Regions from separate parts of the Homo sapiens genome. Here region 1 is linked to region 2. A link is a loop called in an ENCODE intact Hi-C map of the cell type or tissue named here. Cell type or tissue: endothelial cell of umbilical vein. All regions are shown on one strand. Links, peaks and the distances in the headings refer to the core of each region. The heading gives the core; the rest is flanking DNA.

Region 1 (5,390 bases), core at 217-5,216, 160 kb after region 2:
TGATTTGGGACCTATATAACTAACGAATTAACCGAAAGAGAGCACAACTCTTCCTTATCAAACTCAGCAAGTTTGTGGCATCCAGTTTTCATTAAATTTGCACCATTTGAGGATAAATAAAGAGTGTGTGGCACATATACTTAGTTTATTCAAAATAACATGAGGAAAACTGGATTTTCAGGGCACTTTGCTCATTAGTAAGTGTAAAAACCTCACACACACAGGCATCCCAAATGAAATCTATTGTCTTTGTCATTAATAAACCTCTAGTCTGTGAATGCCATTATTTCTATGGACTGAAATGGACCCTAGCAGTCTGAAGATCTTGGCATAGCTTTGTGCTACATATGTGTTATTTATGTACCAAGAAGATGTGATTTATTGTCTAATGTTTCTTTACTCAGATTGGCTCCAGGCAACACTGTGAGGTAGGTCAATATTATCTTTAGTGCCATACCTTTTACCTAAGCAGCCCTTGCTTTCATGCAGCTTTCTCTTTTCAGAGCCCACTGAACCTTTTCAAACAATGCCTTGTGCCTTTTACCTTTCTTGATCCAGCTCTGCCATCTAAACTTAATTGCCCTTTATGCTACTTAGGCAAGACCCAATGGACCAATCTGATCATTTATGTCAAATTATGATACTAATGGTGGATACATAATTAATGAATTATACCTCCTAGAACCCATACTCACTTTCAGAACCCCAAGAAAAACTAGAGAAGTGAATAATGTGGAAATTCCAAAGAAAGTTAGAGAAAACACTAATTTTTCTAGAAGCTGTCAAGACCTGTAAATAGTAGCTACCTCTTCTCTTTCAAGGTTGGCCTGACTCAAGAATTCCACCAAAACTATCTGTGGTAAGCAGAATAATATTTCCCTCCCCACTTCAAAGAGGCCCACATCCTAATCTCTGGAACCTGTAAATGGCAGTGGGGAATTAAGATTGCAAATGGAATTAAGGCTGCTAACTAGTTGACATTAAAATAAGGAGATTATCATGATTGAAGTGGGTGGGTCCAAGTGTAATCACAGGGTCCTTAAATGAGGAAAAAGAAGACACAAGAGTCAGAAACAAAGAGATGACATTGTGAGAAAGATGCAACCAGCTACTGCTGGCTTTGAATATGGAAGTTTTGTATGAGCCAAGGTTCAGACTCTAGATGCCAGAAAAGGCAAGAAAACAGACTCTCCCCTGGAGCCTGCAGAAAGAAATGCAATCCTGCTAACACCTTGATTTTAGTCCAATGACAACCATTTCCAACTTCTTACCTACAGAACTGTAATAAATGTGTGTGTTTTAAACAACTTAATTTGTGGTAATTTGTGACAGTGGCAATAGCAAATGAACATAGTATCAAAGTACACAGAGAGTGCTAGTACCTTCATTTCCTTAAAATACATGCTTGGCATTTATCTCACTGGATTATGCTGCTGCTTTATAGAAGTTGCCTCATTTGTATTTCCTACAGATTAGACAACCTAAATAGACTACCCATTGTTGTGGCTAGAGATAAAAGGAGAAAAATTCAGCAACCAGAAATAATTTAATGTACAATGCAAAAATATCTTTAAATGTTTTAATTGGACAAAAAAAGGTATAATTAGTGACAAGAAGTCATTGACTGGTGTGACCTTGTTCCAATCACTTTTATTGAAGAATAAAAGGATGATTTATCAAACCCAAGTTAAGAAACTCTGCTAAACATCAATGTATATGAATGGCTCACTGTAACCTACTAGCTAACATCATTTCACTCCTCTCTACCAGCACCCCAATTCACACTGAAGCACAATACCGGCTATTGATTTTATCCTGAATTTAGGGGAAATGCCTATTTTCAGAAAACTGCACATGCTACCTGAAACTTAAAACCAGAATAAACGATGTGTCTAACCCTAACCCTTAAAAATAAGTTATCCCAAGCATTAACCCAGAGTAGCTGTTTTATTCCCTCTGGACAAACATACAATAAATGTTCCTGAAAAGCAGTTTAGCAAAAGCATTGACAGATTCTTAGCTAGAGACAGATTCATAGCAAGAGAAAGCCTTACTATGATTCTCTAAACCCTTTATCATAAAGCACAAAATCTCTTACGTTTTTGGTTATCAAACGACTGAAAATATACCAATCCATATTCTACCCTAGTAAATGAAGTTCTTTGGTGGAAAACATTGATTGTTTTGCTCTAGAAGAGAATTTGGTGCCCTCTAGTGTTGAAAAACAAGATGATCCATTTCACCGTTAATAAACCAGCACTTCAGAGAGGGTCACAAAAGTACAGAATTTAAGAGCTAAATAGCATATTTCAGGACAGCACAGATATGTAATTATTTTTTAGTAGAAAGTTTTAGGCCAGGTGCAGTGCCTCAAGCCTGTAATCCCAGCACTTTGGGAGGCTGAGGTGGCTGAGTCACTTGAGTCCAGGAATTCAAGACCAGCCTGGGCAATATAGTGAGACCGCATCTCTACAAAAAATACACAATAACTTAGCTGGGCTTGGTGATGTGTGCCTGTAGTTGCACCTACTTGGGGGGCTGAGGTGAGAGGATCACTTGAGCTAAGGAGGCAGAAGTTGCAGTGAGCCGAGATCACGCCACTGCACTCCAACCTGGGTGACAGAGTGAGACCTTGTCTCAAAAAAAAAAAAAAAAAAAAAAAAGCAGTAATAGAAAGTTTTGGTCATGGATTATCATTCAATTTTTATTCTGATAGATTATCTTAAAAGCATTATTTTGAAATTGGGCCTCTTAGGTAAAATAATACTTGGCTATATGGTCTGTTGGAGATTTTCCCTCTGGCTTTACAAGGAGAACAAAGGTGAGTGATCTAAGCTTCTGCACCAAGAAATGAATAAAAAGGGTATAATATTAGGGTAATGACTTATAATGATTTTTTTAACGTTTTACAAAATACTGGAGACATAAAATAGAACAGAAAATAACATCTGTGATAATACTGCCCAGCTTAAGAAATAAAACATAATTAATAGCATTCCAGATTACATTCTCCTTCCCCTTCATAGATAACAACGCTCTCAAATTTGGCATTTTATTTTATTTTTGAGACAGGGTATTGTTCTGTCATCCAGGATGGGGTGCAATGGTACCATCATGGCTTACTGCAGTCTCAACCTCCCGGACTCAAGCGATCCTCCCACCTCATCCTCTCCAGTAGCTGGGACTATAGGCTTGCATAACCATGCCCAGCTAAGTATACATTTTTTGTAGAGATGGGGGTCTCACTATGTTGCTCCAGCTGGCCTTGAACTCCTGGGCTCAAGCAGTCCTCTTGCGTCAGCCTCCCAAAGGCTAGGATTTCAGGCAAGAGCCACCGTGCCTGACCAAATTTGGCCTCCTAATGATTGATGCTTACATATATTTTCAGTTTTCAGCCCTCTGACACTATTATATTGCTTCTAAGATTAAATATTAACTTTAAAATATTACTTTGTAAAAAGGAATCCCAGGTGATAATTACAGTTGGTATGCTGAGCCAAGGAGAGGATTCCAGGTACCTCCCAAGTTTGGGGGCACATGGAGGCTGATATTGTAAGGTCTCCACACGTGAGAGGAGTAGGTGAGATTTGCATCTCCACATGGGACAAGGCAGGACAAGGAAGCACTACCAGCAAGTGACTATGGTTTTAAAAATGGGTAAGGGCAGACATGGAGCAATGAGAGAGAAAAACAGGTTGGCAGTGTACATCTTGGTTGACATGGTAAATAAAACCAAATGTGCAGATTTATTTTTTATTTATTTATTTATTTTAAAAGTGAGATATTTCTTAAAAGTTTAGTGTACAAACAAAATGAAGGTACCTTCACATTTTACTACACATGTGCAGATAGTTTTCTTGGTGCACAGAGATAAGGCAGAATTAAGTTAGAATAAACATGTTCTAAAACTGACCTCCAGAAGAACTAGTCTTAGTCATTTCTTTGCAGAGTATGTGAACCAAGATTCGGGTTTGGTCTTTGGTGTTAGCACTGTGTCAAGGATCAGATAGAAAGTACAAATGGAGGGGCCCCTTTCTGAGGCCAGGCCCCACTGTCAGGGCATGTGGGGTGACCAAAGGCCAACAACCAGCTGAGGCTAAGAGGCTGCTCTGAGGAGGGCGGGGCTCCAGGTGCCTCTTGAACCCTTTGTTCGGGACCAGGACATGTGTGGCTGGGCAGCAGCCTTCAGACCCCCCACAGGCTGGTGCCCGGTACCCACAGCCTTCTGTTGGGTTGTCAGGCCCCTGCACCCATGGTGGGGTGCTGGGCTCCAGAGTTCCCTGGGACCAGCTGATCTCGTCCTTGGTTTTGGCCCAAATGCAAGCCCCTGGTCTCCTCCAAGTAACTTCCTTTCCCCAAGGCTGTCCAGGCCCCACCGCTGCCTGTTCCTTCCCAGGGCCTCCTGCAAGTCCCGATGCTGACGCCTCTCTGCCCACCTAGTTTGTGGCCGCTGCCTCCAGCTCTGTGTCTGCCTCCCAGCGAGGGAGCCGTGGTTGACGATCTCGTGAGTGTCTGCCCTTCTGAAGGGTACAGTGTGAAGTCTCGTCAGTCTCATTTAAATGCCTAAGCACCTCTTCAGAAACCAGGGAGTCAGCCGGGTTTCTCCATCTTTAATCATGTTTTCTAAAGGTTTTCTTGGCAATTTCCTGGCAATTTGCAAGACAGGACTTTTTGGTTGCCAACTTCCAATTAGCTTTAAACTTGCCACGATCTCCCAGGTCATCCCATCCATCGATGATGCTTATTACATTCTTCCTGATTTCCATGTGGCCAAATTCAATAGTTATTTACCCCAGGCTTGTATTTTGGAGGCTAAAGAACTCTGTTACCAGCTATATCTGTGCTGTGGCTGCTGTAGCAAAATATCACAAATGTGGCTTAAAACAACAAAAATTTTTTCTTTTTTTTTTTTTAGTATTTATTGATCATTCTTGGGTGTTTCTCAGAGAGGGGGATGTGGCAGGGTCATAGGATAATAATGGAGAGAAGGTCAGCAGATAAACACGTGAACAAAGGTCTCTGGTTTTCCTAGGCAGAGGTCCCTGCGGCCTTCAGCAGTGTTTGTGTCCCTGGGTACTTGAGATTAGGGAGTGGTGATGACTCTTAACGAGCATGCTGCCTTCAAGCATCTGTTTAACAAAGCACATCTTGCACCGCCCTTAATCCATTTAACCCTGAGTTGACACAGCACATGTTTCAGAGAGCATGGGGTTGGGGGTAAGGTTATAGATCAACAGCATCCCAAGGCAGAAGAATTTTTCTTAGTACAGAACAAAATGGAGTCTCCTATGTCTACTTCTTTCTACACAGACACAGTAACAATCTGATCTTTCTTTTCCCCACATTTCCCCCTTTTCTTTTCGACAAAACCGCCATTGTCATCATGGCCC
Region 2 (5,390 bases), core at 58-5,057:
CCTTTACTACTGATTTCTAGTTTAATTTTATTATAGTTAGAAAATATATGTTGTAGGATTTCAGTTCTTTGATATTGAAAGAATTTTATGACCCTGGATATGGTCTGCCTTGATTAACGTTCCATGTATACTTGAACAGAATATATTATATATCCCACTGTTGTAGGAGAAATATTCTGTAAATGTCAATTAAATCAATTGGGTTCAGTTCTTCTCTATCCTAAAAAATTTTCTGTTAACTACTTCTGTCTGTCTGAGTGAAGAATATTCAACTCTCCAACTGTAATTGTGGTTTTGTTTCTTCTTTTAGTTCTGTCAGGTTTTGCTTCATGTATTTGTAGCTCTGTTGATACATATGCAACGTTATATCTTGTTGACCAGTGGACCATTTTACTTTTATATAAAGTATTGGGCTCCGTAAACTCTGACTCAAACTATGGCAGGCCAAAATCCAGCCTGCCATCTGTTATTGTAAATAAAATTTTATTAGACTACATTCAAGCCTATTCATTTATGTATTTTTTATGGTTTGTTTTGTACCACAGTGTCAGAATTATACTTTTGCAATAGAGACTATACGGCTTGCCGAGACTAAAATATTTATCTGGGCTTTTATAGAAAAAGTTTATTGTTCTCTGATATAATATCTCTATCACTGGTAATTCACTTTGCTCTGTAGTATACTTTGGCTGGTATAAGTATATCCAGTCTAGCTTTCTTTTGACTAGTGTTTCTATGGTATATATTTTTTATCCTTTAACTTTTAACTGAACCATGTCATTATATATTTGAAGTTAGTTACTTATAGACTGTGTATAGTTGGTTCATGTGTTTAAAAAAGATCCATTCCACAATTTCTGTCTTGCCTTTTGTAGGTTGAATTTGCCTCTAATTATTTCAATGTTTGGAGTATTTCTAAAATTTTAGTATTTTTTTGTTTATTCTCTTTGTTTTCCATTCCTTTGTTTTACTTTTCCTGCCTTCTTTGGGGTTATTTCAATATTTTTAGTGTCCAGCTTTAATGTATAGTGTTTTTATATTTTTTTAAGTAGTTGCTCCAGGGCTTCCTATATGTGTATTTAACTTTTCACAGACTATTTAGAATCAATATTCTTGTTACTTAAAGTGGAATACAGAAACTTTCCCAATATGTAGTACTATGTATTCTCTCCTCTTTATGTTGTAGTGTTCTTATACATTACATGTAGTTACATCGTAAATCTCATCACAAGGTATTATAATTTTTCTTTCAACTGTTTAAACATATTTTAGACAACTTAAAAGAAATATAGTTTCCTATTTACCCAGATATTTTCCATTTCTATTGCTTTTTCTTCATTTATGATTTTCCAAATTTATTTTCTGGTCTCATTTCCCTTTTGTCTGAAGAAGTTGCTTCAGAATTTCTTTGAAAGCATGACTGCTGACAATTAATTATCTTAGTTTTTCCTTATCTGAGAATGCCTCCATTCCTGAAGAATATTTTTGCTGGACATGGAGTTCTTGGTGGACAGTTCTTTTCTTTCAGCTCTTTAAATCTCTTGTTCCGCTCCTTTTTAAACTCCAGGATTTCTGATGAAAATTTTTAGTCTTTAAAATTATTTTTCCTTTATGTATACAGCATTGTTTTTCTCTGGTTGTCTTTTATTTTCAGCAGTTTGATTTTGATGTGCCTAGGACTAATTTCTTTGGATTTCTCCTTTTTGGGTTTGCTGTGCTTTTAAATCTATATGTTTGTCTGTCATCAAATTTGCAAAGTTTTCTGTCATTATTTCCTTAAGTTTTTTTTTTTTTAGCATCACCCTGTTTCTTCTGTATTTCTGAGACTGTTATAACACAAAATTAGACTTTTTGTTATAGTCTTATAGGTCCATGAGGCTCTGTTCAGTTATTTAAAAAAAATCATTTTTTCCTCTTTGTTCAGACTGATTCAGAACAAACATATTTGCTAGTTCACTGATTTTTTTTTCTGTTATTGACATTCTGCTATTGAATGTCTCCCTCTCTCCCACCCTCCTTCCCTCCTTGCCTCCCTTCCTTGCTATCCAATGAATTTTAAATTTTGATTATTTTATTTTCAGGTCAAACTTTTCTTTTGATTTTTTTTCATATTATCAATTTCAGTGCAAATATTTACTATTTTCTCATTGGTTTCAAGAATTCTTTTGATTGCTTGCTGGAGCATTTTTATAATGGCTGCTTTAAAATATTTGAAAAGTTCAACATCTGTGTTATTTTAACACTGGCATTCTTTGATTATCTTTTACCTGGTGCTTTGGCATTTTCCTAGTTATTTGCCAGGTAATTTCAGGTTACCCAGCAAAGAACGAGGTAATTCTAGTTACCTAGTAATTTATTACCCCAAATTACTAGGCTATGCTAGACATTTTGAATCTGATCTTATTTCATTTCTATGGAGACTGTTAAATAGTTTTGTTTTAAGCAGGCAGTCAACCTGCTTAGATTCAGGCCACTGGTTCCAACCCTCCTCTGTAGGCTGTGGTTTCAATGTCAGTTCCATTTTCAAAGTCTTTATAGTATGATTTATCTTTCCTGGATGTGTGCCACCCAGTGGTCAGTCTTGGACCTTGGCTATGGTCTGTCTGTTCAGTTTTCAGTCACCATTATGCTGAATAGGATAAGGTCCACACTTATGCAGCTCTTGGGTGAGCTTAGGAGTTCATAAATGACTTTGTGGGTTTGCTTTCCTGAGCTTTCACCTCTCCACCATCTCCCTCAAACTTTCTGGTTCCTCAAGACTCCTCTTTTTAGTTGTTCAGCCAGAAAGCCAACACTTTAGTTACCACACATTGCCATATACTTCTTCAAGTACCCCACATCAAGGATCAAGTGGTAGTGGGGAAGGGGAACTAAGGGAGAAAAAGGCAATGAGGAGTTTTCATACACTCTTTGAACGACAGCTCCTCTCTTTTAGAGTTTTGGCTCTTGCAGTCTCCTGTTGCCTCTGCCTGTTGACACCACCATTGTATTGCTTGGGGGCTTGATGTGGTGGAAAGAAGCAGTCTTTCTGAGCTTTTGTAGTTCTTTTTCTCTGCTTGCAGCCAGAGCTAGTGGGCTTCTCTTGGAGCTCTCTCTGCCTACATGTTTCTGCCCACTTCTGGTATGTTAAAGTTAGGCTGAGAGTTACTGGAGGAAAAAAAATTAGTAAACTCACTGTCAGTTCAGCGACATTACAAATTCTGTTCTTTTTCCAGAATCCAACTGCAGCAGTTTACTACTCAAAATCTCCCATATATCTGTTCCATCTGTTCTGTTCAGGTTTTATTGATGTATTCATTAGGATATACAGGGTGGGGTGTGCTTATCTCTAACCCAGAATTGGAACCTCCTCCCTTAGATTGCAGATTGTGATTGTGTGACCATCTTTGGTCAACCTAAAGCATTAGGCCATCCAAGTCTCTTTCTCTCTTGCTTGCTTTCATTCCTCCCTCTCTTTCTCCTTCTTTCTCTCCCTCCCTCTCTCCCTCCCTCCCTCTCTTCCTGTCTCCTTCCCTCCCTCCATTTTTCCTTTCCTCCTTGCCTCCCTTCCTTCTAGAATCTGGTTGCTTTCGGTCTTTTACATAAACTGGTAGAGGGAAAATAGAAAAGTACATATGGCTTTGTTTCTTTCTTCTCTCCTATTGCAAAACCATTTTATTTCTTTTCATTGTTGGCATCTTTCCATTGGCCAAGTCTTCTCCTTGCCATCTCTGTCATCATTACTGATTGCCCTGATTGCCATGTCATCACTGCTAGCAGATCTGCTCATGGTCAGTCATATGTGCTTCTCATTCACTCCCCACCCCCTGCCCCAGTCTTTTTTGTATTTTCTGATTATTCCTTTTCTCATACTTCTCTGCTTTTATGCAAAATCCCACATCCGTCCAGTTTTTCTATTCTACCAATGTACCAATTATAGTGAAAATCAGATGTATATTTTTTTCTTGGTCTCTGTGTTGTTTCTCTTTAATCAGAACCCATTGTAGTGTTTGTATATATATTTGTGGATACTATATTAGTTATTTGGAGACACATTGGAAGCCTGAGGCTTTGAGTAATTTGATTTTTGGTATTTCTTTAAGATTAAAACAAGTAGTGTGTTATACAGGGAACAATTTATGTACACTAATGAACATGTTTGTGATTGACATATATATGCTGCATACTGTTTCCAGATTAAATGACTTCCATGCTAACCTTTTCAAAGTACTTATTTATACATTATCCATTTTTGCTTTTCATCTTTTTTTTCTGTCTGAATGAAATACATGTCCTTTTCCTTCCATTGGTTTAAAGCCACTTAATTTCACTCTCTATTGTCACTCATACTTGATTCAGAATAGGGGAAAATAAGATAAATGTGTATATAACACTGATCATTACTACTCTTTGTTCCAGTAAAGATGATGATGAAGTTGTAAGGTATACAAAGGGATATTAAATACTTTCTTTTTAGAAGTCCTGAGTTTTTCATCTTAATGAAACAGACAATGTGAACTTATGTACTTTGCTTACCTGTTATTTCAATTACAGCAGTCTTTAGTCTTAGTAGAAAAAAATGAGAGGGTATATTGTAGCATTTATCAATAAACTATGATAAAAATTCTCTTCACAATAATTTAAAACCAGATGGTACCAAATTTATAATGAATTTATAATTGGTTAATTGCTTGATAAAATAATGGTCTTTCCTAATTATATCTCATCTCTGACAGTTTTAAGTTTATAATTTTTGGAAGTAAAACACATCATCCTTTAAGTCTTCCTGTCTTTTCTCAAAGATCTACATATCATAATTAGGGCAAAGGTACATTTCTATGGAGGCCATGTGTGCCTTTTCCTGTCATAGAAAGAAAAGGACACACCCAATTAGGGTCTAGATTGGAAGTAATAATTAACAGAACCATAAGTGCAGGTTTATGTGGTAGAAAGAATTGTGGTGGTGCTAGTTTCATTTACTTTCTCCTCTGCTTTTAGCCTTCTATTAGCCATAAGTAGAAATGGATGTGCTCACATACATATATACCAATTATCTCTGAAATCCATGACAATAGAAAGCAGATCAGTAGAAAACTTTGTTTCCAGCAGCAGTGTTAGCTTTTATTTGAATAATCAGATATCAGGTAGATTTCTGAACACTATTTTTAAATTAGAAGGAGTATATAAACTCCTAGGTCAAAAGAACTTCATTCTGAAATCTAACTTCATTCTGAAATCTTACTTCATTCTGAAATCTTACTTCATAAGAACTTCATTCTGAAATCCTCAGGATATGCGGCTGGCATTTAAGTGGGCTTTAGATCATGAAGAAAACTTCAATTGAGGATGATTTATAAGTGTGCATTCATTTATTCAATGAATATTTATTGAATATGTACTATTTTTGTTTG

Evidence for each region. A loop is a pair of places that touch in the nucleus more often than their neighbours do. Peaks named below come from ENCODE experiments on the same cell type or tissue, not always from the same donor. Only the 100,000 strongest peaks of a DNase experiment are listed, where the experiment ranks them.
Region 1: a loop joins it to region 2, with 2.2 times the contacts of the local background. A loop is called at or near these places in 3 of 110 quality-filtered maps.

What each region holds. Positions count from the first base shown.
Region 1 is chr5:64,226,189-64,231,578 of GRCh38, reverse strand. The region is part of intron 5 of RNF180 (ring finger protein 180); the gene reads right to left. Among named protein-coding and RNA genes, the nearest start is that of RNF180, 63 kb to the right of the region's middle. In endothelial cell of umbilical vein, for the core only: a CTCF peak has its summit at 2,221 (motif pointing left); a DNase peak (open chromatin) is centred at 2,218.
Region 2 is chr5:64,382,132-64,387,521 of GRCh38, reverse strand. No RefSeq gene overlaps it. Among named protein-coding and RNA genes, the nearest start is that of RGS7BP, 120 kb to the left of the region's middle. In endothelial cell of umbilical vein, for the core only: CTCF peaks have their summits at 2,413 and 2,614 (motif pointing left); a DNase peak (open chromatin) is centred at 2,561.